2 separate regions of the Homo sapiens genome follow, and region 1 is linked to region 2. A link is a loop called in an ENCODE intact Hi-C map of the cell type or tissue named here. Cell type or tissue: heart left ventricle. All regions are shown on one strand. Each heading gives the region's core, and the rest is flanking DNA. Links, peaks and the distances in the headings are about the cores only. Region 1 overlaps NR6A1 (nuclear receptor subfamily 6 group A member 1). Region 2 overlaps NR6A1 (nuclear receptor subfamily 6 group A member 1).

The links. A loop is a pair of places that touch in the nucleus more often than their neighbours do. Peaks named below come from ENCODE experiments on the same cell type or tissue, not always from the same donor. Only the 100,000 strongest peaks of a DNase experiment are listed, where the experiment ranks them.
Region 1: a loop joins it to region 2, with 5 times the contacts of the local background. A loop is called at or near these places in 18 of 110 quality-filtered maps.

What each region holds. Positions count from the first base shown.
Region 1 is chr9:124,603,044-124,619,777 of GRCh38, reverse strand. All of the region lies in intron 2 of NR6A1 (nuclear receptor subfamily 6 group A member 1), which reads left to right. It also overlaps the pseudogene RN7SL302P. Among named protein-coding and RNA genes, the nearest start is that of MIR181A2HG, 47 kb to the left of the region's middle. RefSeq lists an enhancer at 1,628-2,129. In heart left ventricle, for the core only: no CTCF peak of the experiment used is centred there; no DNase peak of the experiment used is centred there.
Region 2 is chr9:124,744,969-124,761,702 of GRCh38, reverse strand. The region is part of intron 1 of NR6A1 (nuclear receptor subfamily 6 group A member 1); the gene reads left to right. It overlaps LOC124900274 (a long non-coding RNA gene), which reads left to right. Exons shown (of 2, transcript XR_007061773.1): 1 at 1-16,734. Among named protein-coding and RNA genes, the nearest start is that of NR6A1, 18 kb to the left of the region's middle. RefSeq lists enhancers at 67-621, 622-1,177, 16,080-16,580. In heart left ventricle, for the core only: a CTCF peak has its summit at 7,198; no DNase peak of the experiment used is centred there; H3K27me3 peaks cover 883 bases.

The sequences.
Region 1 (16,734 bases), core at 4,412-9,411, 140 kb after region 2:
TAAAATAAATGAATTGAATTTTCATCATAATCCTTTGAAGGCAATATGTGCCCCCCTCCCTATTTTACAGATAAGGAAACTGAAGTTTGAGGATGAAGTGTAAAGTCACACTTCTAGTAAGCAGCAGGCCAAAACTGAAACCTGGGCAGTCTGATGTATACTCTGGTTCTAGACTTTCCAAACATGCAGTTTTTTTAAAAAAAGTAAAAATTATAGTCCAGGTATGGTGGCTCATGCCTGTAACCCCAGCGCTTTGGGAGGCCAAGGCAGGCAGATTGCTTGAGCTCAGGAGTTTCAGACCAGCCTGGGAAACGTGGTGAAACACTATCTCTACAGAGATACAAAAATTAGTCAGGTGTGGTGGCAGGCGCTTGTAGTCCCAACTACTTGGTAGGCCAAGGCAGGAGGATCACTTTAGCCCAGGAGGCGGAGGTTGCATTGAGCCAAGATTGCGCCACTGCACTCCAGCCTGGGCGACAGAGGGAGACCCTGTCTCAAAAAAAATTTTTTTTTTAATTAAAATTACATACTTAATTGTGTAGCTTGTTTTATTTCACTTAATTTGTGTTAGAGATTGTTCCATGATATGATTCATGGATCTGTCTCATTGTTTTAACGAATGGTTGCGTTAATAGATATGCCAGGATTTATTTCATTCATCTTTTGTTGGTGGGAATTAGATTGTTTTTATTTGTTCTCTATTATGAATAGGGCTGCAGTGAATATCCTTGTATAATACTTTGCTTACTTATGGCATTACTTTTGTAGCGTAAAACCCTGGAAGTGGAATTTCTAGGTGAAAGAGTTTATCCATTTGAATCTTGGTGCTGCTAAATTCGTCCTCCCCCAAATGGTGGTAAATACTGCTCCCACCCCTACTCTCCTACCACCTCAACTCTGCAATCAGGGTGTAAGAGAGCCTGCTTTCCTATTCTCACCAATGCTGTATTATTTATTATGACTGTAGTGTGGGCTGTGATACAGATCATATAAATGTTCCAGGGAGAAGTTAGCATATCAGTGGCAGTGAACAAATGGCAAATAATAGTTGTTGTGTCTCGCCTCTTGATAGGTAAGGATGTGGTATTTCCCTAGACCTTCAAGAGCTGAAATATCGAGTGGCCCAAACTTTAGTTCAGATTAATTTAGGATGACTCACTTGGTTAATGATCTAAAGTGAACACTGTTGGAGACATTTCAACCATAGTGATTTCTGTTTTCTTTGACCTGTAACCTAACTGCTCTGGGCTCGTGGTTACCTTTCTTTTTCCTTTATTCTATTTTTTTTATTTTTTGAGATAGAGTCTCACTCTGTTGCCCAGGCTGGAGTGCAGTGGTGCAATCTCGGCTCAATGCAACCTCCGCCTCCCGGGTTCAAGTGATTCTCCTGCCGCAGCCTCCTGAGTAGCTGGGATTACAGGCACATGCCACCACGCCCATCTAATTTTTTGCATTTTTAGTAGAGATGGGGTTTCATTATGTTGTCCAGGGTGGTCTCGAACTTTTGTCCTCAAGTGATCCGCCTACCTCAGCCTCCCAAAGTGCTGGGATAACAAGTGTGAGCCACCGTACCTGGCCATGGTTACCTTTCAACTCATTGCTGCTTACAGTATCCTTCCCTTGCCCCCAGCTCAGTTTAAAATGAAGCCAAGTAAAGGGAATGAGAAACCAGACATTTGTGATGGATATGTAGGTTTGCCCTTTCCATTCTTTCTTTCAACAGAAACTGCCAAAATGAGGCCAGCAGCATAATGCATCGCCTGTTTAGTCTCCCCAGGGGTTGGGCTTCAGTAATCTTTGTTGCTTGGCAAGATTCTAGTTGATAAAGGTTTGGCATGGCCAGTATATATACCTGTTTAAGAGGAGGTGACTTTTTTTTATCTTGGTGCCAGTTAAGGAATCAAGGACACTGAGTGTTAGGTGTTGCTAGTTGTGGATAATCCCAGTTATCTTGCAGGTACGAGGGTCTGCCATACCTCCCAAATTTTGGAAGCCCTGGTTAGCATGTTCTGTGGATTTTGCCTTTGTCTTCTGATCACTTTTCTTCACTCCCCAGGCTTAATGTCTGCATCCTGAGGCCTTGTTGGTCTGGGGGATGCTGCCCTCTGCTGGTGGACTCTAGGACACCCACAGCGGTTTGGATGGGTCCAATCACTAGGGGAACTGACAAAGCTGTAGGGAGCCACTCATAAAGCTTTCTATAGTTTCCAACTTCATAACCCAGCCCTAAGACTTTTTCCTTTGAAAATAGCTCATCAGACACTAGAAAAGATACAAGTACAGAAACTTTCCCTGTAGCATTATTTGTAGTGGCCAAATAATAACACCTAGGTGCCCTGCGCTAGCTAATTGTGTTTCCATTCAGTTGACTGGCTTACAGCTGCTGAAATTGACTATATAAAAGACAAAAATAGAATGAAAATATTTACCACAAAACAAAAACCAGGCAGAATATACCAATTGCAGCCATTGAAGAAATGCCTTATGTAGGATAAGGGCCACCCGGGAATCTTCAAAATTGGCTCTCAAAGCTGGAGTGATTTCCTTTTATGTTAGTGGTGCTAATAAACAACGGGAGGGAGGAATTAGCTGAATGATTGGCAGCCTGGCTGAAATCTAGAATGAGTGACTTGCAGATTGACTGGGTGAAGTCTAAAAGTCTGGTTTCTAATCTCCTTACCCATCTCTCCATCTTGGCTCTTCCTCTACTGATCAGTATTTAGGTTTCTTCTGACTTTTTAAAATTGTAATAAATGTGCCTTATACGTATATTTTTGTGAACATGTGTATTTCTCTAAGATGGAGAGAAGTGGTATTTTTGGGTCACAGGGTGTGTGTAGTTTAAATGTTGGTAGATCCTGTAAGCTGTTTTCAAGTTGTACATCAACCACCAGCATTGTATGAGCATACCCATTTCTTCAAAACTTCACCACTGAAATATACCACTATTTTTAATTTTTTGCCAATCTGATGAGAAATGGTTTATAATGGTTGCTTTACTTTTGAGTTTTTATTAGTGACCTTTTCACTGTTACTCATTCTAATCATATTAGGGCATCTTTGCCTGGTCATATTCTTTGTCCATTGGGTGGTTTGCTTGTCTTTTTCCTACTGATTTTTAGGAACTCTTTATGTTTTGTAAATACTAATATATGTGTGTGTATAAGTATGTATATATATTTTGGGATCTTTGCCTTTTAGAAGTTAGACCTTTATATAGATGCAGATCTGATCATCATTTCTTTAATGATATCTGGATTTCATGTTATGCTTAGAAAGACACCCCCTCAGTATATTATAATATATATGTTTTTGTTTATGTGGTTGTGGGATTGTGATTAGTTCTAGTTCTTTTCTTTTTTTTTTTTTTTTTTTGAGATGGAGTCCCGCTTTGTCGCCCAGGCTGGAGTGCATTGGCGCGATCTTGGCTCACTGCAATCTCCGCTTCCCGAGTTCAAGCGATTCTCCTGCTTCAGCCAGTGGAGTAGCTTGGGATTACAGGCATGCGCCACCATGCCTGGCTAATTTTTGTATTTTCAGTAGAGTTGGGGTTTCACCATGTTGGTTGGCGAGGCTGGTCTTGAACTCCTGGCCTCAGGTGATCTGCTCACCTCGGCCTCCCAAAGTGCTGGGATTACAGATGTGAGCCACTGCGCCTGTCCAATTAGTTCTTTTCTATCTCAGGAAATTTCTGTTTCATGAGCTGCCAACAAGTTTTATGGCCAAATAAAACTTGGTTTTAAAACAGAAATGAGCTGGGCGTGGTGACTCACGCCTGTAATCCCAGCTTTGTGAGGCTGAGGCAGGCAGATCACCTGAGGTCAGGAGTTCAAGACCAGCCTGACCAACATGGTCATGGAGGTTGCAGTGAGCGGAGATTGTGCCACTGCACTGCAGCCTGGGCTACAGAGCGAGACTCTGTCTCAAAATAAATAAATAAATAAATAAATAAAACCTAAGATTGTACAAGTACTAAGTGGCAAAGTTTTTCTGGCTCCAAACATTCTAGCTACTGCTCATTTTAATTGTCTGAATTCCAGGAACATGTAAATTTTAACCTATAATCAGTCTTCTCTTGTTCAGCTCTTTGACAAAAGCCTTGTGACTCAGTGTCTGCTTACCAAGTTTTGTATCATTCTGGGAAAAAAAAAAAGGCAAAAACCCTTATATTTCACAAGGATTTGTTAGGTGCTTTGTGGGGGAATGGAGAAAGTTGGAAGGTTGGGATAATTAGGATTACGAAATAGTTGAAATAAATATTGTGTTGCTACTGATTATAATAACCTTTGCTAGTTTCCAGTGTTTGACCTCTATAGAATTCACCATATACACATGCAGGATTTTAAAGGTGCTATATGGGCCTTTAAGAGACCAGGATTTTACTTCTCAGTTTTGTACCTGGTGCCCACGCTGGAACCCCAACTATATGTGCCTACTCCAGTTTCCTCTCAGAGGCCTATTATCATTTTGCTGAGTGTTGATTTTCAAATCATTATGACTAGTTGTGAAACACTTACTGTAAAAAGCATCCTACCCATTTTGCTTAATTTATCTTTCTAATTAGGGCATTGTAATGATGGAATTACATTCTATGCAGTTTTTAATGCATTAGCCTGGAAGTTCAGCAATTTCTTTTTATGCTGCATTCATCTGAGCATTCTCAAAGTTACATGATAAAGAATCTAAGCTCTCCAACTTTGTATTAACTTGATCTGAATAGAAACATTCAGTGGAATCCAACTATCTTATTTGTGTGAAAAGTGAACCTCACCAGGACTGAGTAAACACCATTAAAAGAGCAATACCAGGCTTTGAATCCAGTTATATCACTGGGACCACAAGGGCAAATAAGATTGTGAAGAGCCATTTTTCCAGGAATAGGCTTGCAAGGATTGTCTTTAATGCATTTGAGTGTCTCTTGCAAAGAAGAAGGACATGGTAAATGGGAAGGTCTGTTTGGGCAGAGTTGCAGAGACTTGAAAAGCACCAACAAAAAAAGAAAATTTCAGTGTGGTAGCCAGTTCATTGAGGAGGGGTTATGATGATATTATCTTTACAGTCATTTTTGTGCCAAGCTGATTTACAAAGGGAATTTTTGCATATAGTGGCGGACTTTTGTCTATGTCAAGAGGAGCCTAAGGCAGAGTATATTTTTAGGATCTATTCTCTCAACCCGTTGGAGTTGCCTCTCTGGCTCCTGCTGACTTATCCATCTCTCATGCCACAAACCTGCCATCACCACCTGTCTTAGATTCTATCATTTATAGATTGAATAGGACAAACAGCTAATCTGATAAGTGAATCAGTGCTCTTAGAATACCCGAGGGCCAGTTGTTGGGGGATATATAAATGCTAATTAGGACTTTCAGGAAATAAATTCTCTAACTTTGAAAGTTTTTCATTCTGGCTGGTGGAGACAGAAACTATTCTTGGCCCTATGGAGCCCCAGAATTGTTCCCTCTACTCCTTTGGGATGATTTTTTCCCTGGCTTTGGGTAATTTTTCTCGTATATGTGCACTGATCAGTCCTCAGCTGAAGACTTGGAGGACCCCTCTGCAGATCTCAGCTGTGCTCTCTCTGCATAGCCCTCTCCCTCCTAGCCCTCTTCTTTGTGAACTCCAGCTGCCCTGCCTCCTGGACTCCCAGCTTCTAATCCTCAACTCTTGGGACTGTTGAGCTCTACCTGGGTTCTCCCTTCCTGTGCTCTAGGCTGGAAACTCAGGGCTTCGGTGGGTATTTGTAGGACTTCCCTTATTTGTTTCCTCTTTCTCTGGAGTCACTGTCTTTGGCCGCCTGAGGTCCAGTACCTGAAAATCATTGTTTTATATGGTTTGTCCAGCTCTGTAGTTGCCCCAGCCAGGTGACCAAATCTGGTCCCCATTACTCCATCTTGGCTAGGGTGGCAGAAGTCCATCTGTAAACTTTTATATACTTTTAAATATATGTTTTTGTAAATGAGATCAAACTGATTCTTTTCATTAACAAGATATTATAGACTTCTTTATGCCAGTAATGTTCTTTGTATTATACAGATTTATTAGCCATCCCCCTATTGATTGCAAAGTTTGAGCTTTTCTTTTAATTTTTATTTACTTATTTATTTTTTGTTTTGTTTGAGATAGAGTCTTGCCCTGTCACCCAGGCTGGAGTGAAAGTGGCTTGCTCACGCCTCAGTGCAGCCTCAACCTCCCAGGCTCAAGCGATCCTCCCACCTCAGCCTCCCTAGTAGCTTGGACTACAGGTGTGTGGCACCATGCCTGGCTAATTTTTGTGTTTTTTATTTTTATTTATTTTTTTAGAGACGGTCTTGTCATGTTGCCCAGGCTGGTCTCAAACTCCTGGGCTCAAGCAATCTGCCCACCTTGGCCTTCAAAAGTGGTGGTATTATAGGTGTGAGCCACCACACCAGGCCTTAATTTTAATTTTAATTTTAATTTTATTTTAGAGACAGGGTTGCTCTCTTGCCCATGCTGGAGTGCAGTAGCACCTTCTTAGCTCACTGCAGCATCAAACTTCTGGGCTTAATTGGTCCTTCCGTGTCAGCTCCCAAATAGATGGGACTACAGGTATGTGCCACCACATCCAGCTAAATTTTAAATTTTTTGTAGAGATAGGGTCTCACCATGTTGGCCAGGCTGGTCTCAAACTCCCGGCCTCAAGCGATCCTTCCTCTTCAGCCTCCCAAAGGCTGGGATTACAGGTATAAGCCACCACTCCTGGCTTTGAATTTTAAAATTTATTTAGCTACTATATACAGTACTGCCATGAATATCTTCTCACTCCTGCACAAGTACTTCTGTAAGGTACATTCCTAGAATTAGAACTGCTATATTAAATGGCATGGGCATTTTAAAGCATGGGCTTGGCTTTAATAAATAATGCCAAAAATAACCTCTCAAAATGTTGTACCAATTTGTATAATGGTTGTGTGATGGAAGATGTGAAAGAAAGAAAGAAAAGAAAGAAAGAAAGAAAGAAAGAAAAGAAAGAAAGAAAAACCCAAACTACTACTTTGCATTGACATTGATAGGATATATGGGGGTTTACCTTACCCACAGTACAAGAGTTGTAACTGAAATTGGATCATTTTTAAGGGTATAATTCCTTGGCAGGCAAATTCTTAGATTGGTGTGATTTGCAACTGGCCCATCTGCTAACCCAGTTAAGTAACTGAGAAGAGGGGAGTATCTATGAGGTTCCTTTGCATAGTGCTCAGATGTGAGCTCCCCCTGCTTATGTTCCTGGTACTCTTCCCTTTAGGTGCAGTGCTATTTTAAGTCCTGAAGAGATGCTGGGGTATCTGTCCAAGCAGGCTTGTCAAGAAGGGATGCTTGAAGAAGTCCCAGGAAAGCATTTTCTAGAAGTCATTGGTCTCCTCTCAGTCCTGGAACTGTTTTTTTCTCTGCTTTCCACACTGATTTGTCCTTACACATCTGAGCCCGGGGTCAGTTCTATGGAGGGTCTGCATAAGTCTTGTCTTTTGTTCCAAATGAAGGTTGCTCCTGGGAATCTGGGTGGACTATGAGAGTGAGGGGCAGAAGAGAAGAGTGGTTCAAGTCAGCAGTGGAAACCTATCCTTTGTTACTTGACATCTGCTTTAAATTCCTTGTTTAGTTTTGTTTGGAAACCTTATCAAAAAGCACAAGGTTCTGGGACACAAGGAGCTAAACAGTATAGCTGCACAGCTCAGCTATCACTTTCTCTGGGAAACCCTTCCAGATATTCATCAGATACATATTAGGTTCCAAGAAAATAGTGGTGAGCTACTGGCACCCCAGCTAAGACAAGCACCTCTTCTCTGAGCACACCTTGTATTTTGCCCCTCTTCTAAGATAGATATCATTATCCCTTACACTGGCTTGCTGGCTTGAGCTCTTCAAGGATAAGATCTTGACTCATTCATCTTGACCTACCCATCCCCAGCTTAGCACAGAATGGGAATTGCTCAGTGTTGACCTGCTCTGAATGCTGAATTCTCTCTCATTCTCTCTCATTCTCTCTCTCTCTCTCTCTCTCTCTCTCTCTCTAAGACAGGGTCTCACTCTGTTGTGCAGGCCTGGAGCACAGTGGTGTAATCACGGCTCACTGGAGCCTCGACCTCCTAGGCTCAAGTGATCCTCCCACCTCAGCCCCCCACATAGCTAGGATTACAGGCATGTGCCACCATGCCCAGCTGATTTTTTTTCTTTTAATTTTTAATTTTGTAGAAGTGAGTGTCTCACTATATTGCCCAGGCTGGTCTCAAACTTCTGGCCTCAAGCAATCCTCTTGCCTTAGCCTCCCAAAGTGTTAGGATCAGAGGTGTGAACCACTGTGCCCAGCCTTAAATTGTCTCTAATTTTGGAGCAAAGACTGGAGAGTAGTCTTTGGTGGCTACTCTGGGGGATCTCTTCCCTACGGATGTCTGAGCAAGCACTCTGTCTCACTAATGGGCTTGAAAACAGAGATTCTTGTAGAGAACGTGACTCATGGTTCTGGAAGTAAGGAAAATAATAACTACTGCTAGGTTTGCTGGGCCTATGATAAGTACTTTAGTGATAATGAGAAGTATTTTACATACATTCTCAACCAAAATGGCCTGATCCCAATTTTGTTTTTTTTTTGGTAAGGGAAGTGAAGGCTCACAGAGATAAAAGAAAGTTATTGTATCTTACTGTGGGACACTGAACATGTTTAACTCCAAAGCCCACTATACCTGCCTCCTCCTTCCGCACAGTAAGTTTTGAAGAAGGCTAAACTACTGAATGGGTCAGGAAAAGGATACTTCCAGGTAGTATCCTCAAATAGCACTCCAACCTGAGATTCAGAAAGGAAAGTTATTTGGGGTCAAAAGCACCTCTCCGCTCAGCTTGGTGTATTGAACTCTTGAAAAATACAATTATAAACACCTCTATGCAAGTAAACTAGAAAATCTAGAAATGGATAAATTCCTGGACACATACACCCTCCCAAGAATGAGCCAGGAAGAAGTTGAATCCCTGAATAGACCGATAATGAGTTCTGAAATTCAGGCAGTAATAAATAGCCTTCCAACCAAAAAAAGCCGAGGACCAGACGGATTTACAGCTGAATTCTACCAGAGGTACAAAGAGGAGCTGGTACCATTTCTTCTGAAACTATTCCAAACAATTGAAAAGTAGGAACTCCTCCCTAACTCATTTTATGAGGCCAGCATCATCCTGATACCAAAACCTGGCAGAGATACAACAAAAAAAGAAAACTTCAGGCCAGTATCCCTGATGAACATCAATGCAAAAATCCTCAATAAAATACTGGCAAACTGAATCTAGAAGTACATCAAAAAGCTTATCCATCACGAGCACTTTGGCTTCATCCCCAGGATGCAAGGCTAGTTTAACCTACACAAATCAATAAACGTAATTCATCACATAAACAAAACTAAAGACAGAAACCACAGATTATCTCAAAAGATGCAGAAAAGGCCTTCTATAAAATTCAACATCCCTTCATGTTAAAAACTCTCAATAAACTAGGCATTGAAGGAATATATCTCAAAATAATAAGAGCCATATACGAGAAACCCACAGCCAATATCATATACTGAATGGGCAAAAGCTGGAAATATTTCCCTTGAAAACTGACAAAAGACCGGGATGCCTTCTCTCACCACTCCTTTTCAATGTGGTATTGGAAGGTCTGGCCAGGAAATCAGTCAAGAGAAAGAAATAAAGGTATTCAAATAGGAAGAGAGGAAGTCAAATTGTCTGTTTGCAGATGACATGATCCTATAAAAAACCCATCATTTCTGCCCAAAAGCTTCTTAAGCTGATAAGCAACTTCAGCAGTCTCAGGATACAAAATCAATGTGCAAAAATCACAAGCATTCCTATACACCAACAACAGATAACCAGAGAGCCAAGTCATGAATGAGTTCCCATTCACAATTACTATGAAGAGAATAAAATACCTAGGAATACAGCTAACAAGGGAAGTGAAGGACCTCTTCAAGGAGAGCTACAAACCACTGCTCAAGTAAATCAGAGAGGACACAAACAAATGGAAAAACATCCCTTGCTCATGGATAGGAAGAATCAATATTGTCAAAATGGCCATACCACCTAAAGTTATTTATAGATGCAATGCTATTCCCATTAAACTACCATTGACATTCTTCAAAGAATTAGGAAAAACTATTTTAAAATTCATATGGAACCAAGAAAGAGCCAATATACCCAAGACAATCCTAAGCAAAAAGAACAAAGTTGGTGTCATCAGGCTACCTGACTTCAAACTAGACTATAAGGCCACAGTAAGCAAAACAGCATGGTACTGGTACAAAAACAGACACATAGACCAATGGAACAGGATAGAGAACTCAGAAATAAGGCTGCACATCTACAACCATCTGATCTTCAATAAACCTGAGAAAATCAAGCAGTGGGGAAAGGTTTCCCTATTTAATAAATGATGCTGGGAGAACTGACCAGTCATATGCAGAAAATTGAAACTGGACCCCTTCCTTACATCATAGACAAAAATCAACTCAAGATGGACTAAAGACTTAAATGTAAAATCCAAAACCATAAAAACCCTAGGTGAAAACGTAGGCAGGACCATTCAGGACATAGGCACAGACAGAGATTCCATGATGAAGACACCAAAGGCAATTGCAACAAAAGCAAAAATTGACAAATAGGACAGCAATAGAAACTATCATCAGAGTGAACAGACAACCTATAGAATGGGAGAAAATTTTCGCAATCCATCTGACAAAGATGTAATATCCAGAATCTACAAGGAACTTAATCAAATTTAAAAGGAAAAAAACACATTAAAAAAGTGGGCAAAGGACATGAACAGACACTTCTCAAAATAAGACATTTATGTAGCCAACAAACATAGGAGAAAAAGCTCAACATCACTGATCATTAGAGAAATGCAAATCAAATCCATAATGAGATACCATCTCACACCAGTCAGAATGGTGATTCTTAAAAAGTCAAGAAACAACATATGCTGGTGAGGCTGCAGAGAAATAGGAATGCTTTTATACTGTTGGTGGGAATGTCAGTTAGTTCAACCGTTGTGGAAGACAGTGTGTGGATTCCTCAAAGACCTAGAACCAGAAATACCATTTGACCCAGCAATTCCATTACTGGGTATATACCCAAAGGAATATAAATGATTCTGTTATAAAGTTACATGCACACATTTGTTCATTGCAGCACTATTCACAATAACAAAGACATAGAATCAACCCAAATGCCCATGAATGATAGACTGGATAAAGAAAATGTGGTATATATACACCATGGAATACTCTGCAGCCATAAAAAAGAATAGGATTATGTCCTTTGCCGCTCCTTTGGATGGAGCTGGAAACCATTATCCTCAGCAAACTAACATAGGAACAGAAAACCAAACACTGCATGTTCTCATTTATAAGTAGGAGCTAAACAACGTGAACACACAGACACAGGGAGGGGAACAACACACACTGGGGCCTGTTGGGGGTGGGGGAGGGAGAGCATCAGGAAAAATAGCTAAGATATGCTGGGCTTAATACCTGGGTGATGGGTTGATACATGCAGCAAATCACCATGGCACACATTTACCTGTGTAACAAACCTGCACATGTACCCTGAAACGTAAAATAAAAATAAAATCTAAAAAGTGCTTTTTTCTTTTTTAAATTTTGTTTTCTGGTTGTCATTTTTCCTCCTAAGCACGAAATTATTTTTTTTATTTATTTTTTTGAGACTGTCTCCTAGGCTGGAGTACGATGGCGTGATCACGGCTCACTGTAGCCTCAACCTCCTGGGCTCAAGCAATCCTCATGCTTCAGCCTCCCAAGTAACTGGGACTACAGTTGTCTGCCACCATGGCTGACTGGCTTGCTTGCTTGCTTATTTATTTATTTACTTGTTTATTTTTGTAGAGACAGGGTTACGCTATGTTGCCCAGGTTGGTCTTGAACTCCTGGCCTCAAGCGATCATCCTAACTTAGACTGCCAAAGTGCTGGGATTGTAGGTGTTGGCCACCGTGCCCACCCAGGTATTATTTCATGAAAAACATTATTCTAAGTAATATTAACTAAGTTTATTGAAAATTTACTGTTTGCCAGGCATTGTGTTGAACATTTTTCATAAGATTATCTCTTTCAGTTCTCACAGAGACTCCATGGGGTAGGTAATGCTAACAACCTATTTTATAGATGAGGAAATTGAGACAAGTTATGCAATTTACCTAAAGTCACATAGCTAGTAAATTTACAGGATCCAAAATTTGAATCTCGATTTAACCCTAGAATTTCTTTGCTGAACCTCTCTTTTATTCTATCTTCCTATTAATTTTAAAGAGATGGGGTCTCACTGTGTTGCCCAGGCTGGAATCCAGTGGCTACGGACAGGCACAGTCCCACTTCTGATCAGTATGGGAGTTTTGACCTGCTCCATTTCTGACCTAGGCCAGTTCATCCCGCCTTAGGCAACCTGGTGGTCCCCTGCTACTGGGAGATCACCATATTGAAGCTGAACTTAGTGTGGAACACCGGATTGGCGTAGTGTACTATAGCCCAGAACTCCTAGGCTCAAGTGACCTTTCTGCCTCAGCCTCGTGAGTGGCTGGGACCGTAGGGATATGCCACCATGCCCAGCTTATTCTATCTTTCTATAAAAGAAAAAATAAAAAGTCCTGAGCTTGAGAGAATGGGGCCTGAGTTGCAGTTCCAGGATGTCCAGGAGCAGCATCAAGTTTTATTGTCCCTTGTGCTGGAGTATGTATCCCAATCTCTGATACCTGTTCCCTTTACTCAACATATTTAAAGGTTAAACTAACAAAAACCTGAGTTCCAAAGCCCAGGATTGAATAATATTTCAGGATTCACCAAAGAGAAAGATGAGTGAATATACACAGAAAGGGAGCAGGAACTTAGAAAGTAGCAGGGAAGCAATATCCCCTTTCCTCAGTTTATCAAGTTCCTATTGACAGGGAGGTGCCCATGGCCTTTGGGGTCAGACAAGCTGCCAGCGGGTGATGGCACATACCCTGTGTTCTTGGAGTTTGTTAAATTACCTCACTGTCACGTGAACATAGAGTTGTGTTATTAAAGATAATTTTAGTTAGTTTGAACTGTATACTTATTTAATCAATAACCCTGAAGAATCACTGTTCCCATTTAACAGACTTAGGAGAATTGAAGTGCCTTGCCCAAGTTTACAAAATTAATGCATGTTGTATAGTTGCTATTTGATACCAAGTTTGTCTGACTCCAAAGTATATAATTCCAGGCTGCCCCTTATTTTATTTAGCTCTTTCTATAGAATTATGGATTTCTTGGAAGCCTAGGCCTTTTTTTTTTAATCCATCAGACATATATCAAGTACCCATTTTTGCTATGTTCTGTGATAGATTCCAGGAATACAGAAATGAATCAAACCCTGGTCCCTTGTTCTTGGAATATTCACAGACCCATAGACACATGGAGGCAGGCACACAAAGGGATGAAATGGTGGACATTCATAGAATTGGAACCTTTAGGGCAGGGAAGAGTAGGAGAATATTTCATAGAAGATGTCATGCCTGAATTTGCTGATCATTAAATAATTCATGGAAACTAGCTAGGCAGAAGTAACACTACATGCAAAGGCGCATTTGGGAAACTGCAAATAGCACTATTTGCTGAGAGCATTGGGAATATGAGAAGGGAGAAGGGAGAGGAAGGCTCTTATGAGGTTGGGAAGGTGCTTTATTCTGAAGGCCGTGAAAGGTTTTAAGTAGAACTGGCATGGTTTTGAGTCTTAGCAGCCAGGATGGAGAATGGATTGCAGGAAGGTGATGCAGAAAAAGAGAAAGGAAAAAGCAAGGAGCAAGCAAGACATACCCATAAAGGAAGCTACTAAAATAAGCCAGATGGGAGATAGTGGTGGTCAAGACTGTGAGAGTGATGACAGAAACAAATAGATGGATTCAAGATTTGTTTGTGTGCTTTAATTTTTATAAAACAAAAATAGAAATACAAAGTAGTATAATGAGGCCATGTACCCAGCCTCAACAACCATCATCGAAGGGCTAACCCTGTCCTACTCATAGTTCCACCCATTCATTTTCCATTTTATTTTGAAGCAAATCTTAAGTATCATTATTTCATTTGTTAATATTCCAGTATGTATCCTTATCCTTTAAAAGTGTGGGGTTTGTTTGTTTATTTGGTGTTCTTTTGTTTTTGTTTTTTGAGGCAGAGTCGTGCTCTGTTGCCCAGGCTGGAGTGCAGTGATGCGAGGGTTTTTTGTTTTTAAGAGACAGACTCTCACTCTTGCTCTGTCACCCAAGCTGGAGTGGCTGGAATGCAGTGGCATGATCACAGCTCAGTGTAGCCTAGAACTCCTGGCTCAAGTGATACTCACGCCTCTCAAGTAGCTAGGACTACAGGCACATGCATCACCACACCTGGCAAATTTTTTGTAAAGATGGATCTCACTTTGTTGCCCAGGTTAGTTTTCCTAATCTGTAGATTTTCTCCTCCATCTTTTTTCCCCCTCTAAGTTGAGACGTTGGTGGTTTGTCTTGCTGAATTTACCACACCCAGATATTGCCGATTACATCCTTGTAATGTAGATGAATGTGTTATTCTGAACTTTGTAGTTCTTTTATTTTAGAAGATGGATATAGAGACTTAGTCAACTTCAAGCCTTCAGATCCAACATTTTTGGCAAGACTACTTCATGGGGGTGTTGAGTTCTTCCATCAGAAGATATGTACTGTCTTGTTCTTTCTTTTTGTAATGGTTAGCAGCGTTTGATGATTGGTATCTAGGATCTATTATTTCACGGTGTTATTCTAATTCCAGTATTTCTTGTTTGTTTATCCTCTGGAATGCTTCTATAAAGAAATTTGTCCATAGCTGTTTATTACCCTGTGGTATAATTCATCTAGGAAAGGCAAGATAAATACTGATTTTTCCCCTTAATATTTTTTTCATTTTAAAAATTATTTTTTTTTTGAGACAGGGTCTTGCTCTGTCACTCAGGCTGGAATGCAGTGACACGATCTCTGCTCACTGCAACCTCTGCCTCCCGGGGCTCAAGAAGCAATCCTCCCATCTCAGCCTCCTTAATTGCTGGGACCACAGGCGTGCACCACCACACCCAGCTAATTTTTTGTATTTTTGGTAGAAACGGGGTTTTGCCATATTGCCCAGGCTGGTCTTGAACTCCTGGACTCAAACGATCTACCCGCCTCAGCGTCCCAAAGTGCGGGGATTACAGGTGTGAGCCACTGTGCCCTATTTAATAATTTTTAAGTGATGCTCAAATTATCCCATCTTTGTTTAGTAAATACCTCTTCAGGGTAGCTGATTCAGCTACTTTTGAGGGGGTAGAAAAGACAGGATTTATGACAGGTTGTATGTGGGTATAGTCAAAGAGGAGGAAGGAGCCATGGAAAGAGTGCCAGGTTTTTGGCTTGGGTGGTTGATGCCTTTCACTGAACAGGGGGGCCAGAGAGAGGAACAGAGTTTTAAAGGAAGACAAGTTTGGACTTGTCTGAGGTGCTTATGATGGATACATCTAGGTGGAGGTGCCCAGGAGGCAGTTGGATATCAGGATGTGAGATTCAGGGGAGCAGTTCCTGACTCCAGGACCTAGGATAAGGCTCAGTTGCTGAGTGTAGTTGACTCAGATTGGGATTATGTGCGTTATTTCTTGTTGGATAAAAATGGATTCCTTTGCCATCAGGAGCCAAGTTCTACCCTAAAGAAAGACTGCGTAAGCCCTCATTGTCCTTTCTTTTACCTATGCCTATCCTTAGAGAGTTCAATTTTTAGTAGAGTGGAAAGGGATAGAACTGGTGCAGGTAGGATTGCCACTTGCTGATTTGCAACTGATCTTGTCAGATTTATTACAGCCAATCCCTCAATTAGAGGAGAGCTCTGTGTATGGGTAAGATTTGCTGGAGTTGGAATTGGGACTGGGAAAACTGGTTTTGGCTTTGCGGGAATGGCTGGCCTAAGGTGGTCTATTTGTATTCCTGAAGGTTTTTTTTCCCCCTTTCCTATGTTGCTGCTTTCTGAAGCAGCTCCTTTCCTTCCTTTCTTCAGTCAACAAATATTCAAGCACTGGAGATACACTGGTTGGCAAAAATATGGGGCACAGTCCTTGGTCTCATATTTCGGAATCCAGTGACGGATACATATGTTATATATGTTAATCAAAAGATCGTCAGCAACAGGTGGTTCTACACTGATGCAGGAACCCAGCAAATGACATATTGATCAGGAACCTTTGACTACCAGTACCAGCCCTTCATTGTTGGAAGATTTAGTCTCAGGTAGGCTTCTAAATCAGAAAATGTATATTTAACACAGGGCCTGAAACATGGGAGACTCTGAAGTAGAGTTTGTCTAGGGGAAAAAACCTGTCGTGAGGTAAGATGAAAGAGTTAGAAAATGTGAAAATGAAGAAGAATATGAATGCACTATTAAGAAATTCAACAGAAGAACTGTACCCCACCCACACAACACACACACCTCTCGAGGAGCCATCTAATTGCTTTAATGTATTATGAAAGCCTTTTAAATACTAAACTGAAGACAGCCCTGGGCTTGACTCTTTGGAGTACATGAGATTAATAAGAAAGGATAGAATTGTAAAATAAAAATACTACGTGATGAGTAATGTCGTAGTATATTTTAGGGATCCAGGCAGAAGGGAAGAAGGGTGCGATTTGACTTTGAGTTTAAGTCTGGGAGAATGGAGTCTTAAAATATTTTACA
Region 2 (16,734 bases), core at 4,611-9,610:
ATAGTTTGCTTATTTGCTTTCCTTAGACATGTTTGGCTTCACTGAGTCTTAGAGTTGTGATTTCGGTAATGCAGTTTTGTAAATTGGTTTGCTTTTAACCTGGTTTTCACTGAGATGGTAATAAAGTCTGTATAGGAGAGGCATCTCTTCCTCTGGTCGAAGAATATCCTTTCCTAGTGTGAGTAACATTTTAGTGTAAGTCAATTACTGTGTTGTTAAAGAGTTAGAAATTTACTCCTTAGGGTAGTTACTAGGTAGAACTCATCCTGTAGTGGGCTTGCTGGCTGAAGAAATGTCACATAACAATGTGAATAACAAATAAGGAGTTACCGCATCAGAACTCAAGGTGAAGCTTGGATAGGTGTTGAAAGATCAGTGAGATAATTATTTGGGCTTCCTTCCTAAGAGCTCTAATTATCTTGATATTCTTGGAGTTTCATGTAATGTACCTTTGAAAACATTTTTGTGTTTTGTGGGGATTGCAGCTTAGTTATAAGAAAATACAAGCCTTTCTTTTATTTCTTAATGTTTGGATTTGAAGATTCATGTGAAATCTTCAATTGCATTCTTCAGTTGAGTTAAATTGCTTTAATTACGAAACCTAATAACTGAGACAGATTTGGCTTTTTTCTTCCATATTCTTTCTGTACCCTTGAAGTCTAACCTGTCAGGAGACTTCCTCTCTCTATTCTTGGAATCCTTCCCCCAAGATGCCTTTTTAGCAGGATAATAAACCACCTGGGGGAAGCCCCCCATTGACATGCATTTAGAGGGCTTTGTTTTTTGGAAATGGCAATAGTAGTCCCATCCAGGGAGGAAGGATTTTGGTTAGATGGTGTGAGGCAAAGAGCAGGGACTCTGGAGTGTGGCCTAACAAAGATCACAGCTATGCGACTTTGTCACTTGACTTCTCTGAACTTTAGTGTTCTCATTTAACATTAATAGCTAACATTTACATAGTGTTTATAATCTAAACACCTTATGTATATTTATCGTCTTAACTCTGAGGTAGGTGTTCTGTTATCCCCATCTTACAGGAGAAAACTGAGACCCACAGAGTTTAAACCTCCAGATTTCGCAGCTAGTAACAGCATTAATAATTTGTTTCATAGATTTAACATCCCCTCTTCTCCAATATACTCTGACATTTCTGAAATTGACTGTAGGGTTATAAGGATTAGAGACAAGGTCTGTAAATTGCCAAGCATAGTATCTGCCTAAAAGCAAAAACCTGAGAATCTGGGGCATTTATCTATGTTGGAGAGGCCCAGAATTCAACTTTTATTGATTAGAGAGCCAAAAAGACCCACTCTTAGAATTGCAAGTGACTTTTTTCTTTTCTCTCATGCTGGCTTTTATTTTATTTTTATTTTTATTTATTTATTTTTTTTTAGTTGGAGTCTCACTCTGTCTCCCAGGCTGGAGTGCAGTGGCGAGATCTTGGCTCACTGCAGCCTCCGCCTCCCTGGTTTAAGTGATTCTCCTGCTTCAGCCCCTGGAGCAGCTGGGATTACAGGTGCCCGCCACCATGCCTGACTAATTTTTGTGTTTTTAGTAGAGACGAGATTTCACCATGTTGGCCAGGCTGGTCTCGAACTTGTGATCTCAGGTGATCTGCCTGCCTCGGCATCCCACCTCATGGTGGTTGTTTTTTTTTTTTTTTGAGATGGAGTCTAGCTCTGTCACCCAGGTTGGAGTGCAGTGGTGCGATCTTGGCTCAGTGCAACCTCTACCTCCTGGGTTCAAGCAATTTTTCTGCCTCAGCCTCCTGAGTAGCTGGGATTATAGGTGCCCACCATCGCACCCAGCTAATTTTTGTATTTTTAGTAGAGACAGGGTGTCACTGTGTTGGCCAGGCTGGTCTCGAACTCCTGATCTCATGATCCACCCGCCTTGGCCTCCCAAAGTGCTGGGATTAACAACTGTGAGCCACAGCCCCTGGCCTCATGTTGGTTTTAATAAGCCTTTGGCCAGAAAACAATTTTGCCAAATCAGGGACAATCTTCGGTGAACCCAAGGGGTGCTAAGGAATGAAGGCGTTTTGAGTTACTCAAGGCAGGAGTACAATGTCTTTTATCTGTATCCTAAGCACTGAGAATTGGTGTTCCATGAATATTGAATGAATGAAAGAGGCAAGTCAGGAATATGAGCCTTTTGCTTATCTCAGAGTCCCTTGCTGGTAGTCAGAGTAAGTCTACAAAATATAAGGGAAAGGAATGTGCTTTTCAGCTACTTGAGGAAATTGGGGCCAATATCTAAGTCAAGCAGTGTGTTTAAGCTAAATCCAAGGTTTGATAGGCCCTCCTGGAACTAGAATGTAGTTTCTGTTTGGAAACATGGTTCTCCTGTAATTTAAAGTGACTAGATATCCCAGATTAAGACGAGATGGCCAATAAACTAGTGGCTGTTTGCTTGACTGTATTCGGGAATGCAGTTTAGGAAAAGGTGGCCTTTGTCCCATGTACCTTTTTAAAATTCTGTCTCACAAAAGAAATATAAGAGCTAGGTGTCCAAAATTTATAAAATACAGAAGGTGATTTCCTAATGAAAAGAGAGATAGTGAGAAAGATGTAAAAGAGGATAGGCAGTGTGGGTTAATAGATTATGTTAGCAAAGTAGTTTGAATAGGAAAAGACTTTAGAGAGGAGCCCAAACATTGAGGAGTTATGAGGCCCAGGAGATACTTTATGCCTAGGATCTGATTCTAGCTCTGTCTCAAATGCATGTCTCTGTGGGTCCACCTATAAAAATGGAGGAGCTAAATTAGATAATCCCTGAAAGGATTTTCCAGGTTTATGATGGAATGAATTGGGCAAAACAGGAAGTTGCAATTTAGAAAAGTTCTGCCTAAAGCAAATAGCTGTGGTACTGACTGCCCACATTCTCTGGGATGATTTTGATGTCAGATACTGTTCAATCATCCCTCTGAGAATATTTACATTTACCAAACTGTTTCCCTGTTCTGCTTTAGAACCCTTGGCTGCTTTAAAGTCTGTGAGATCCCATAATTTATCTGTAAATTTCATTCTTTGAGTCTGCCTTATAGAAATGTTTACAGTTACAGTTCTGATGTTATGATAATTTGTAATGTAAATTTGAAATAAATTATGGAGTATTTTTGTTGTTTAAACAAGATCACTTTTTTCATTTATAACCCCTCCATGCCACACTTTCTCTTTTTTGAGTACAGTTTCATTTGCTGAGTCAAACTCATAGTTAATTTTAGAGTTTTTCCTCATTCCTTGTAATGGGATATTTATCTGCAAAACTCATTCAGCATTGAGAAGAGTGCTGTCTTCCTAAGATTAAATGCGCTTCATTTGAGAACGTTGATTCATTAAGGGAAATTGCAAAACAGAAGGGAAACTTCCTTAAATGCTGCTGGTCTGTAAAAAGGGAACCCAGCAGGAAAGGGGAGAGGTGCATGGGGGAGGGGTGAAGTGAAGAGTGTAGCAGGGTAGCTGCAGTTGAAATATTCATCAATCATTTTACTGGCACCAGGAAACCAATCAGCCTTTTAGGGAGAGAACTTAATCAATCACCTAATGTGGGAAAATACAATTGCTTTCCCACAAAAAAATATTCCCTTTCTTGGTGACAGATCGAATCTGAGAGATACTTTGGTTCCCTGGAATTCAGAACTGACTGCAAGCAGTTGCTGAAAGTACTGCTGTGAAGAAGTGCATTTAACATTTGGAGATAAAATTTCCTATCTGCTGCGAGCCTTTTCAAAATATTTCAAAATAAGTTTGCTTTTCGTACAGTGTGCCCATCAAAAAATAAATACTGAGCAAGCCGAAGTGTGTGAAACACTGTAAATTTATTCTCCAAAGCTAGTTTCAGAGCATAGATAAGGACTCCTGGCTGGAGAATACCCGATGTTTCAAATGCCTTGTTTGGAAAGCAGGGTTAAAGCGTTGTCTAAGGAACATACCCTGGGAAACACAGTTGGAAGTGCTTGCATATAAATAAAAGCAGGAAAGATACAGCTGCATCGTATATTTAGGTTTTAAATACTTGTGATTTCTGAGGGTCTGTCTGTGCTTGAATTGCCTGTGGCCCTTAGGTCCTTTGGTTCTTAAGATGTGAGCTGCTTAAGAATCCAGTGTTTTTAAAATTAATGCATGGTTACTGAAGAGAATATGGAAAACGAAGGGAAAATAACCTATAATCCTACCACTAAGCAACTTTCATTAACATTTTCTTCTAGACCTCAAATCCAAGGTTTTTTTTTTTTTTTTGCATTTTTTTAGTCATACAGTATATACTATTACGTTTTCTGCTTTTTGTTTAATTTTAAATGTTTTTTCTCCTGTTATAAACTTCACTCATTGAACATCAAGTTATTTGAAACTTTCGATAGCTGTATGACAGCCCATTGTTTTTCATTGCTGGCCATTTAGATAGGTTTTATTTTTTCAGTGTTATAATAGTACTTCTCACACCATCTTGTGCTTGCTTTTATCTTGGCTTATTTTGGGGGATAATTTTGAGAAGTGTGTGTCTATCTCAATGTACCCTCACCAACAACTACTTTAATTTACACTGAGATACCTTGCATACCAACATCCAGGGCTGCCAGCAGTACTTATTTATTTTAATAAATGCCTGGTGCTTGAGATAGAATTTGAGATACTGTGGGTAGGCTCTTTGCTTTTTATCATTTTGGGGTGAGAGAGAGTCATTCCCCCCCTACCCGCCCTTTTTTTTTCTTTTTGATTCTGGCACTAGAATGTTGCCCTGCACCCTCATCCTAGCATCTCCAGTCTGGTCAGAGCTGTGCTTAAGGACCCTTCTGAGGCTACCTTCGAATTCTTATAGATATGGGTGAATGGGTGGCAGAGACACCCTAGAGCCTTCTCTGGTTGCCTCTAAAAATCTCGGGATGATAAGTTGATGTGCGTGTGTCTTCTAATACAATTATATCATCTCCCACAGTCTTTAATGTGTCTTGAGACCTACCTATACCTGAGTGTGAATAGAAATTAAGTACATGCAGAGAGAATTTAAACTTGCATTCCTTTAGAAATCTGCATGGGTTCCTCAGTGGCTAGTTTCTATCCTGATCCTGTGCAGTGTTTGATGGTGAAAGAATCTAAATAAATCTTATGCTAATTTGAAGGGCATTCACAGTTTTTAACAGGTCTGATTTCAGAATGGAAATAGGAACATTTTGGGAATCCAGCTATCTATACATTTTTTTATTAAAGCATAAGTCATATTTGCTGAAATTAAAATTAAGTAGTCTTTAGACATTGTTAAAGTTTATGTTGATTGAAAGTAAACATGAACATTTGAAGATCATTTGCTTTGCTGCTTTGTGCTCACCACTGGTGATCAGAAACTTGTAATTTGCCAAGATAGGTTTTATAATGCTCTTTAATAAGAAAATGAATAAGCCAGCTGCTCTTTCTCTCAACTATAGCGGGTACAAACCTCCTCAATTCCTGGTTAGTAATTAAAAGCCTTGAGATGACCTTGAATCTAACTGAACTACAAAAGCTGTCTTGAGTTAAATTTATAGCTTTTGTCAATTTCAAAAGAATGGTATTCTATTTGCTAAAACATTAAGCGTAGCCTTGGGTGTACATTGAAGATCAGAAATAATTAATAAGAGGTACTACTAAAGTGCAAAGGGAAGCCTAATATGGGCTACAAAAATAATTAAGTTTGTCATCTATTTGTTGATCATTTAAAATATGTACTTGAAAAGATTTAAGAGAGGGTGGCATTTTTCAAAGTGTCATTTTGTGCTATTCAGATTTGCTGAAAAGATCTATCTTTTCCCCATCTTAACATCAAAGAGGTTTTTGAACCCAGTGGGGAATCAGAACAAATATTTAACACTTTTTTAAAAGTAACAGTTTAATTGATTCTTAAAATATTTTACACAGTGGGAATTTTCTTAGTGAAAGTTTCTGATTATACTCAGTCAGTGTAAAAGTAAAAATATTAATGTTTTAAAAATGCTTTATATGTGAGCCACATCTTAAGTTCTATGAATAAAGAACTTTTCTGCTTACCAAAAGGGTAGAATATATTCGCAGCTGTTTAGAGAGCCTTGAAGTACTATCTTATTGATAGAAAGGACCTTGACATTGTTGCTATAAGAAAAGTTAGGTTTTATGTGTCAGTAGGTCAGATAAGACATGTCTTCCAGCATCATAAATGTGATAAATCCCTGAAGAGTCCAGCAGTAAAGCAGATAGTTTGAGCAAGCGGTAAGGTGTTACATAGATCTTGCAGATTTTAGGATTATTTTAGTTTTTACATTTATTTAATGAGACTAACCTAGTCACTCTTAGATCACAATAATGAAATTACATGCCAGTGTGCTTGTGAATGAAGCCAACATAATGAACGGAAAAAGTTGTTAATACACAGCAGGGATTGCCAGTCTGAGAGTCTCTAATGGAAGTTCTCAAGCAATTTCAGTTCTGATTTGATCTGAAATCGTGTGAGCAATAAGGTTGTTCAGGGTAAATAAAATGAGATCTCTGAAATACTCTTTTGCCTGAAATATTTCCACGGTAATGTGACTCAACCTCTGAAAAGCAGATCTTTGCAGAAAGGAGTTACTGTAGTAATGGTAGACAAACTTCAGCAGTGGGAGGGCAGGGGTTAAAAATTATTTCAGCAAATTGGTAGGATGTAGTGATAACTAGGTGCATTAGAGCCTGAGCTTTAACGTTAGACTTGGGTTTAAATCCTGTCTATTCTTGTGATTTTTTAATGTATTTTTTTGACAGTTGAGTGGAAGGGGGGTGGAGATACTGGGTGGAGGGTGGTAAAAGGATGTGGAATCACCACATTGATTATTGGAGAATGAAATGAGGTAGTTTATGGAAAACCTGGAATGTAGCTGTATTACTTTACAAAAGTTTCTGAGTTAATTTCCTTATCTGTAAGTAATGTTAATATCATCGATCTCATAGGTACAGCAGACCAGTTTACCACAATCCAAGTCATTGAAAACCAGTTTCCCAGATGTTCAGTTTACCCAGTATTCCATTCAATAAAAGACAGTTTGCTGAATCTAATCTGTAGACCTTACAGAACCCGTTGTTCATCTCGTTTTTCTTAAATGCTCCCCACCATTTTTTTCCTTTTTGTTTTTCCCGTTTCCTATACATCATTTCTCCCCCATGCCCTGCAGCCCAGACAAGGATGTATATTTCTACCAGCAGAGGTCCTCTCTGCTTCAGCTCTCTCCAGCTGCAGTGTAGAGACAAATTGAACATCTTAAAAATGCTGGTATTCCAACGGTCAGTTCTGACTTGGCAGAAATCCTTAAAAGGTAATTAACTGTCTCATCAATATGAATTTTTATAAACTGTCCAAATATTTAAAACAAATTTTTGACAAATTTAGAGAATTGGCTATTTGGAGATTTGGCAATTTGGTCAGTTGACTTGGAATTATCTCATATAGGTTTGGAAAAATTTGGCAATATATGTAAAATAAAGTGCCTATTACTCACAATGGTGGGACTGTAGTAAGTACTCAGTTGGTGTTCCTTTTCTTGAAGCATTCCTACTCTGAGTTGGAACTCCTCCTCCCAAGGTTTTTCTCCCCTGTGGGCTCTAGTTTGACAATATCAGGTGATAAAGGCTGGTTATGAACCACCTAGTGACTTTCTTTTCCATTACAGAGTTGTTGAATTTGCCCAAATGAAATACTTTATTTTGGCTTGGACTTGTTATAAAATGGTCCTTCCTTCCTTGGTGCCCTTTAGGGTTTGACTTCTCAGTGATTTAAGATATGTGCCCCTTTTCTGTAGCACTTTATTCCCAGTCTTGCTTGTAAGTAGAATTATGAGCCTTAGGAGAGTAGACTGCAGCTTTATCAGGGTAAAAGCAAGGCTAGGTCCCTGGAGGTTCTTAGTGGGAAGTATTAGAACCAGAGCAAATGCTCCTGTCTCTGATATACAGGAAGCCCAGCATCCCCATCCCCTACCCAAAGTCTCTCTCTGGAGGTCTCTAAAAAGGTTTTCTGGTAATATCCTTAAAAGGGAAGGGAACAAGTAGTTGTTGAACACTCAGCACTAGGCACAGAGCTAAACTAACTCATGTAATCCTTTCCATAACTTTTCTTTGGATAGGTGGTGATATTCCCTTATTATAGATGAGTAAACTGAGGCTTAGAGTTGAAAATAACCTTCTACTAACCACTACTCTGCTAAACCAGTATTTTTAAATCTTCAGTTTTTCCTGTATCACCACATGATTTTTGTCATTTTCTAATATATTGCTTATTTAATTTTTTAAATATTGAATAGTTAACATTCTGCAACCCAACATTTATTTTAAAATGAATTTTTTTATTAGCTTAAATGAAAAATTATTTGCCACAAGTAGAAAGTAACAATGAAAAAAATTTAATGAAAATAGAATTGTGTTAAATTCTAAATGCTATTGTCTGCCAAGGTCTCTGACCAGGCCTTTGATAGAGAGATTAGTAAGCACTAGAGAGGCACTAGAAAAACTAACACCACATTTTTCTTCTGATGTAATCAGAAGGATTGAAAGAGAGTGGAAAAGGTACTAACAGCTTTGGAATGTTTTATGATGCCTTCTCTTTGTACCATTTAAAATCATCCAGTGGTTTCCTTGCTTTGGGAAACACTGACATAGGTGATGGTGTGTACATTTTACAAATGAGTAAACTGAGTCTTAGGGAAGAGGAAATTTGTTCGAAGTTGAACCAGTCCCACAGGCCTTACTGCCTAGGTACCCCCTCCTTACTTTTCTTTCTCTCCTTTCATCCTTCCTCTTGCCTCCCTGTCCCTGCCTCTCCTCTTTTCTTCCTCATCCTCTAAGAGAATTCAGCTAACTCCAGAGTAGTGTAGAGATTTTTAGATGTGTTTTTCTGATCTTTTTTTTTTTTTAATTTAACTGCTGTGAGATAGGATTTCATCTTTAAAAACTTAGGTCTTTCTTAAAACATTGTGTTTCTTAGTGCTTAGTGAATTTCAGAAGTTGGGTGTAAAATATATAGTAATTTTGTAGGTACTTGTACCCCTACATAAATGATTTATTGAAATAACTGTAAAGACATCATAAACATTCCCTTGCCTCCTCATTAGATAATGTTGGAAAAGTGAGCTTGAGAAAAGATATTGCCAGCAGTTTTTGAAACAGATGTTATCTCAAGTGCATTAAAGGACAATTTCTTTGACTTTTATTGCGTGTTGTAGTTTTGTAATTTATATTAATAATTATGTTTAATTACCATTTTATTGTGTTCTATTGGAAACAATAGGTAGCTGATGTAACTTTACCATAATTGAAGCCTAGATTATAATTTGATTTTTAAAAATTTTATCCTTTTAAAAAAATTGATTGTTTAATTTTAATTTGATTTTATCTTTAAAACTTTTTGAATAAGAAAAAAACCTATTGTCATTTTTTCTTATTTAATTTTTTTGTTTGTTTGAGACAGAGTCTTGCTCTGTTGCCCAGGCTGGAGTGCAGTGGCGTGATCTTGGCTCATTGTAACCTCTGCCTCCTGGGTTTAAGCCATTCTCATGCTTCAGGAGCCCGAGTAGCCAGGATTACAGGTGCATGCCACCATGCACAGCTAATTTTTGTATTTTTAGTAGAGACAGGGTTTCACCATTTTGGCCAGGCTGGTCTTGAGCTCCTGACCAAGTGATCCGCCCACCCCGGGCTCCCAAAGTGTTGGGATTATAGGCGTGAGCCATCCTGCCCTTCTGTTTTATTTAATTTTGTATTGTGACAATAGCTTCTTCAAATACAAAAGGAGGAATTTTGTAATCCTGTTGTTTAAAAAGTTTGTTCCACTAGTTACTAAAAGAAAAAAATTCAGTTCCGAATTATTTTAAATAGCATCCTTAAAATTCTTCATGGAAACACTTTGTACTTTGAAAGAAATTGAGGATTTTTTAAAGAAATTCCAGTTATGGTAATTTTCCTATTTCTAATTTATTGTACTTTGTCTATGCTAGCCATATCTCTGAACATTTACTGTGGATTCTTGATAAATCATCTTGTGAAACCCGTTTCTAATAGATTTTTAATCCCAGGCACCAGACTCATGTAGTGTATGGCACACCCCACTTGGTTTAATTGATATTTTAGTAAAATTTTTCTGATACTTGGGTATAAGCTAGAATATATAATTCTTGCTCGGTGACACTTTGATTCCAGGGTCTCAATCCAGAGCTTAGCTCAGGGTAAGGAGGTTTGTCAGCATGCCTTGGTATGAAGTAATGAAGTAAGGAGGACTTCCAGCCAGGAGTTTCGAATGTTATTGTCAAGCTCATATGTGCTCTATCTAGAAGAATTTTTACCATTTAAATTGTAAATCACACACACAAAAACTTAATTTTTCTCTCGTTCTTAGAGGATATGTTGAACTGTTTATGTTCTTGTTAGAAAGTTTTGGTCTCAACTGATTTCTTCGCTGAGTTGTGATTTAACAATTATATTGATGTGCAGTATTAGCCTAATTAGTACTTGGGTGTGACTAGTGTCTTTCTCTGAAAATTTTGTCGTTAATGGTTTGCCTTTCCTTTTTTCTTGAGCTGAAATTTATTGTGTGCCCACTGTGTGATAATTACATGCAGCAACCTTATAAGGAGAGTAACATTATTTTCATTTTGCAGATGGGAGGAACAACTTAAGTGACTTGGCCCCCTAAGTGGGAGAGATGGGACTCAGACCCAAATGTGTCTGATCCAGGGCTTACACTCTTGGAATCTGAGCACTAGCTTCTGGTAGAGGATACAAAGGGCCATTTGTACCTTAAGGAGTCTAGTATTTAGGAGACTGTGTTTTAATGGTAGATGCAAGAATTAAAGCCAGACTTCAATTTTAGCCGTGGAGACAAGTATGGTCTTTGAAAATTGCTTGTTTAAAAATCTTGACTTTTTTTTTCCTTAACTGGTCATGATTTTTATTTATTTATTTATTTATTTTTTTGAGACGGAGTTTCGCTCTGTCACCCAGGCTGGAGTGCAGTGGCGCGATCTTGGCTCACTGCAACCTCCGCCTCCTGGGTTCACGCCATTCTCCTGCCTCAGCCTCCCGAGTAGCTGGGACTACAGGCGCCCACCACCACGCCCGGCTAATTTTTTGTATTTTTAGTAGAGACGGGGTTTCACCATATTGGCCAGGCTGGTCTCGTTCTCCTGACCTCGTGATCCGCCTGCCTCGGCCTCCCAAAGGGCTGGGATTACAGGCGTGAGCCACCGCGCCTGGCCTATTTATTTATTTTTTAAAGATGCCTTTATGTATTTCTAAGGAGAAGAGCAAAGTCCAAAGCCAATTTGTGATGTTGGAGAAAGATGCTGTTGTGAGGTTTAGGACAAATCCTTGCCAATGGGGAGACAAGGAAGCAAAGAGACCCTTGCTTAAAAATGCTGGCCCTGGGCATGTGACATGGAAGCAGAACTCCATGTGGAATGGGAGAGACTTTTGATCCTTAATGCCTTTTAGGAAACAAAGCAAAATAGCATTAGGCTCTTAAATACTATTTGATACAAGATGAAGAGTGAATAATATAAACTAGAAACATGAGAGCCTTAACATGGTAGGGACTGAAAGTAACCAATGTGTCTATACAGTCTCAATTTCCAGGTCAGCTTGTATTAAAGTTTGCCTTGCTGACCTTACAAATACGTTCTTCTCATTTGATATCCTTAGTATTTACTTTTTGAATAGTATGGTCACTGTGACTTATTCAGGAATGTGAGGCATATTCAGAGAGAAGATTGTTAAACTCAGAACAGCTGTATACCAAATAATCATCTCTTACTCTGGAAGTCCAGTTGAGCTGTGGGGAAGTAGGGATGCAATTCTAACCTTATGTTTGTGCTAATGTATGTTAATGCTAGAAGAGGAACTTCTAAGCCTGTGGAACTTATAATAGGTATCAAAAACTGTAAAGAAACATGCGTTATGTAAGAGTGTGATTTTAGCGGGGCAGGGTATACTAGTATCTGTAGTGCTTTAACAAGCTGGTGTGATGGTGTGCATCTATAGTTCCAGCTACTGGGAAGGCTGAGGCAGGAGGATTGCTTGAGTCAGAAGTTCGAGGCTGGAGTGCATTATGATTGTTCCTGTGAATGGCCACTGCACTACAGCCTGGGCAACATAGCGAGACCTGTCTCTTAAAAAAAAAATACCGTATTTATTTTATTGATTGGGTGATCTGAGATCTGAATGGTTGACCCAAAGGTCAATTTTCACATGAATACTGCAACCTCATGAAGAAGCTGACCTCTCAGTAATAGCACTGGGTGATGACTTAGTAAAAGGTCCTATTCCCTAAGTGTGTGCAGAATGGAACACTTTCCCTAAAGCTGCTGCAAAGTGGTTTAGATTTTTTAAATTAAGAAGTCTTTTCTGAGTCTGTTTATATTTGTGTTTTGGAGGGTTTCCAATTATAATAATGGGTAACTCTTTTTTTTTTTTTTTGAAATGGAGTTTCACTCTTGTTGCCCAGGTTGGAGTGCAATGGTGCGATTTTGGCTCACTGCAACCTCCGCCTCTCGGGTTCAAGTGATTCTCCTGCCTCGGCCTCCTTAGTAGCTGGGATTACAGACATGCGCCACTACACTCGGCTAATTTTGTATTTTTAGTAGAGATGGAGTTTCTCCATGTTGGTCAGGCTGGTCTCAAACTCCCTACTTCAGGTGATCCGCCCGCCTTGGCCTCCCAAAGTGCTGGGGTTACAGGCGTGAGCCACCGCACCTGGCCAATAATAGGTAACTCTTACTGAACATTTGCTATATGCTAGGTACTGTTTTGAGTACTTATATTTATTTCATTTAATACTTACAACAGCCCTGTTAAGTTCTTTTTTTTTTTTTTTTGAGACAGAGTCTCGCTCTGTCGCCCAGGCTAGAGTGCAGTGGCGCGATCTCAGCTCACTGCAAGCTCCACCTCCCGGGTTCATGCCATTCTCCTGCCTCAGCCTCCCGAATAGCTGGGACTACAGGCGCCTGCCACCGCGCCTGGCTAATTTTTTTTTTTGTATTTTTAATAGAGACGGGGTTTCACCGTGTTAGCCAGGATGGTCTCGATCTCCTGACCTCGTGATCTGCCTGCCTCGGCCTCCCAAAGTGCTGGGATTACAGGCTTGAGCCACTGCGCCCGGCTTAAGTTAAGTTCTTTTGTTCCCATTTTTAGATCGGGGAAATGCCTATGGGACCACAATTAGTGTTTAAATCACAGGAATCCTACAAATGTTATTCCCTTTAAACAATTTCTCCTTTCTGTAAAATGGGGGCTACAGTGGGATGGAAGAGATTAGGAATGATTTATAGTTTATCCTTCTAGTTTTTTTTAAAAAATCTAAGAATCTTGATAACCCCTTAAGGGTTCCTCAAGTGTTAGCATTGTATGATTTGTACCCCCTATTATACACAACTGCAACTTTTGATAAACTCATGGACTTTAGAGCTGAAAAATGATGCTAAGAAAATTGATCTTTCACTGAGGAGAAAATCTAAGTACAGAGGGAGTAGATCACTTAGCCTTATACAAATGGCTTATTAATACTGAAGCAAGGCATCTTGCCTAGTATATCACTTTATTGATATCTTAATATTAGAAACTTGCTTTAACATCAAAGTTGGTATATTTGCATCTCTGTATAAAGAGAGTTTGCAAATAGGAATTTAGGTGTTATCCTTTTCAAGCTTTGGGGTGTTTCGAGGAAATAAGGTTGCAAAAAGTAGCTTTTCAATTGTTGGATTTGTTTATTTCTGTAATTTGGTGCTATTAATGTATGCTAAAAAGTTGAAAAGGGGAATCAAACAGGATTTTTGAGTGGATTAGGAAATTAAATTCCAGGAAGAGAGAGGAGCAGTCATAATAGTCTAGGATTATAGGGTGATTAGATGCCTTGAGCTTGATCTAGGGATATTTGAGAGAGAATGAAAATGTCCTGGTGATTGACTATATTATTCGAGGGGACTGTTGGGAAGGGTGGTAAAGTGGGAGCCCAGGAGGAGTCTTTGGGGATCTCTGGCTTGGGGGATGAGAGTTGGTGGTACCTGGAACCTGAGTGAAGAACACAGGAGAAAGAGGATTCAAAGAGAAAATAATAGGTTCAGTTTGACATGTTGAAATTGATGGAGCCTATGGGTTATTTATCCTGGTAGACATTGACAATAGACATTTGGATAGATGGGTCTGTGGTTCAGGAGAAGAGTCTCATCCAGAATTGAAAGTTTGGGGGAGAGGGGAATCATCAGTTGGGAAGTGTAAGTGAAAGTGTATGTGGATGAGACCATCCAACCTAGGATGAGAAGGTTGTGTGTGTGCTGGGATAGGCCTTTCTTGCCTGTGAGGACATTTAGTAAAGAACATGTCAGGCTGGACGTGGTGGCACATGATTGTAGTCCCAGCTACTCGAGAGGCTGAGGCGGGTTGGGTTGATCCCTTGAGCCTGGGAGGTCGAGGCTGCAGTGAGCCATAATTATGCCATTGCACTGTAGCCTAGGTGACTAAGTGAAACTCTGTCTCAAAAAAAAAAAAAAAAAAAAGTCAGACAAGGTCTGTATAATCATCTGTAAGGATGTGACTGCTTCTAGGGGAAATAGTTGCCAGCAGTGGAAGGACATCCAAAAGATATGTATGGCTGAGTATTATTGATAATGTGTCTGTATTTACATTCTTTCTTTCCTCCCTTACTAGTCTGATTCAAGTGCCATTTTGTCATTAACTTTTTTCTAGTTTTCCCTAAGAAGAAATAAATAGTGTGACCACTGCTGTTAATGTCTCCATTAGGGCATTTACTTCAAAAGTCCTTGTATCCAGTCAGTTTTCTATTTTCTATGCTAGATTTTAAGAATCTAGGGGTAGCCAGCTTTACTCACCTATTTTTCCAATGCAGTCTGGGATAGCAGCCTATACATGGAAAACACTAGGTAAATATTTGTTGAATTTGATTTTAGAATATAGGAAAGTTTAGCATCTAAAAAAAAGGAGTTTTTTCTCCCTTAGTCCTATTTTGTAGAGTATCTTTTGTATTTATGTTGTGCTATAAATACTTGGTTGTTGCTCTTCTGTCTTAACTCACCAGGTTTGAATAGTTTTTAAAAATTTCTTTTGGAATTATTGTTTTTTTTTCTTTTTCCTTTTTTTAGACGGAGTCTCGCTCTGTTGCCCAGGCTGGAGTGCAGTAGGCAATCTTGGCTCACTGCAACCTTTGCCTCCCGGGTTCAAGTGATTCTCCTGTCTCAGCCTACCAGGTAGCTGGGATTATAGGTGCCCACCACCATGCCCAGCTAAGTTTTGTATTTTTAGTAGAGATGGGGTTTCACCGTGGTGACCAGGCTGGTCTTGAACTCCTGACCTCAGGTGATCCACCTACCTGGGCCTCCCAAAGTGCTGGGATTACAGGTGTGAGCCACTGTGCCTGGCACAGAATTATTCATAGGTATGATTAACTAGCTTTGCTTCAGATTTGAAAGATCCTGGGATGAAAGGTTAAAGATGTATTTCTTTGTTGCCACACAATGGATTTCTGAAGCTGGGACGTGGGAGATAGTACTGAGCTTTAAGCATTCATGACTAGTATGTAAGAAAGATTAGTGCCCAGAATTGTGTTTCTAATAAGATAGTAATTTAAAAGTCATTTAGAGAATGGTAGTTTTTTTTTTCCCCTTCAGTTGAAGCTGTTGATTGTAGACAGTTTAGCCAAATCATTTTGTTTTTAGGATTTTTTTTTTTTTTTTTTTTTTGAGACAGAGTCTGGCTCTGTCGCCCAGGCTGGAGTGCAGTGGCGCGATCTTGGCTTACTGCAACCTCTGCCTCCCGGATTCAAGCAGTTCTCCCTGCCTCAGCCTCTTGAGTAGGCAGGGAGAATTGCACAGGCATGCACCACCATGCCTGGCAATTTTTTGTATTTTTTAGTAGAGATGGAGTTTCCTGTGTTGGCCAGGCTGATCTTGAACTCCTGACTTCAGGTGATCTGCCCGCCTTAGCCTCCCAAAGCTAGGATTACAGATGTGAGCCACCGCACCCGGCCTGTTCTTAGGATTTTTTTTTTTTTTTTTTAAGACAGAGTTTCACTCTTGTTGCCCAGGCTGGAGTGCCATGGCACGATCTTGGCTCACTGCAACCTCTGCCTCCCGGGTTCAAGCGATTCTCCTGCCTCAGCCTCCCAAGTAGCTGGGACTACAGGCATGCGCCACCATGCCCGGCTAATTTTGTATTTTTAGTAAAGACGGGGTTTGTCCATGTTGGGCAGGCTGGTCTCAAACTCCCGACCTCAGGTGATCTGCCCGCCTCAGCCTCCCAAAGTGCTGGGATTACAGGCGTGAGCCGCTGTGCCCTGCCAGGATTTTTTTAATGTATGTTTCTGTTTATAAAAACAATATATTTTAATCAGAAAAGTAGAATGGAGGAAGAAAAATTAGTTATACTAAGAGATAATCACTAAGAGAAAATGGACCAAAGTGTTTTTTTTTTCATGTATATATGTATTGGAATATACCTGAGCTCATTCCAAGAATACAGTTTTACATTGTATTTTTAATATGGTATTTGCCCTTTGTAAACTCTTGGAAAACATTTATAGTGTTCGCAAAATATTCCATTGAATAAGTGTACATAATTTAATCATTTTCCTGTGTTTGAATTTTTAGATGGCCTCGAGTTTTGTACTATTTTCTGTATTTCTGATTCTTAGGATAGATTCCTAAGATTGATCCAGAGGGATAAACATTTTCTAGGCCCTCATGCATCCATCTTCCCTTTT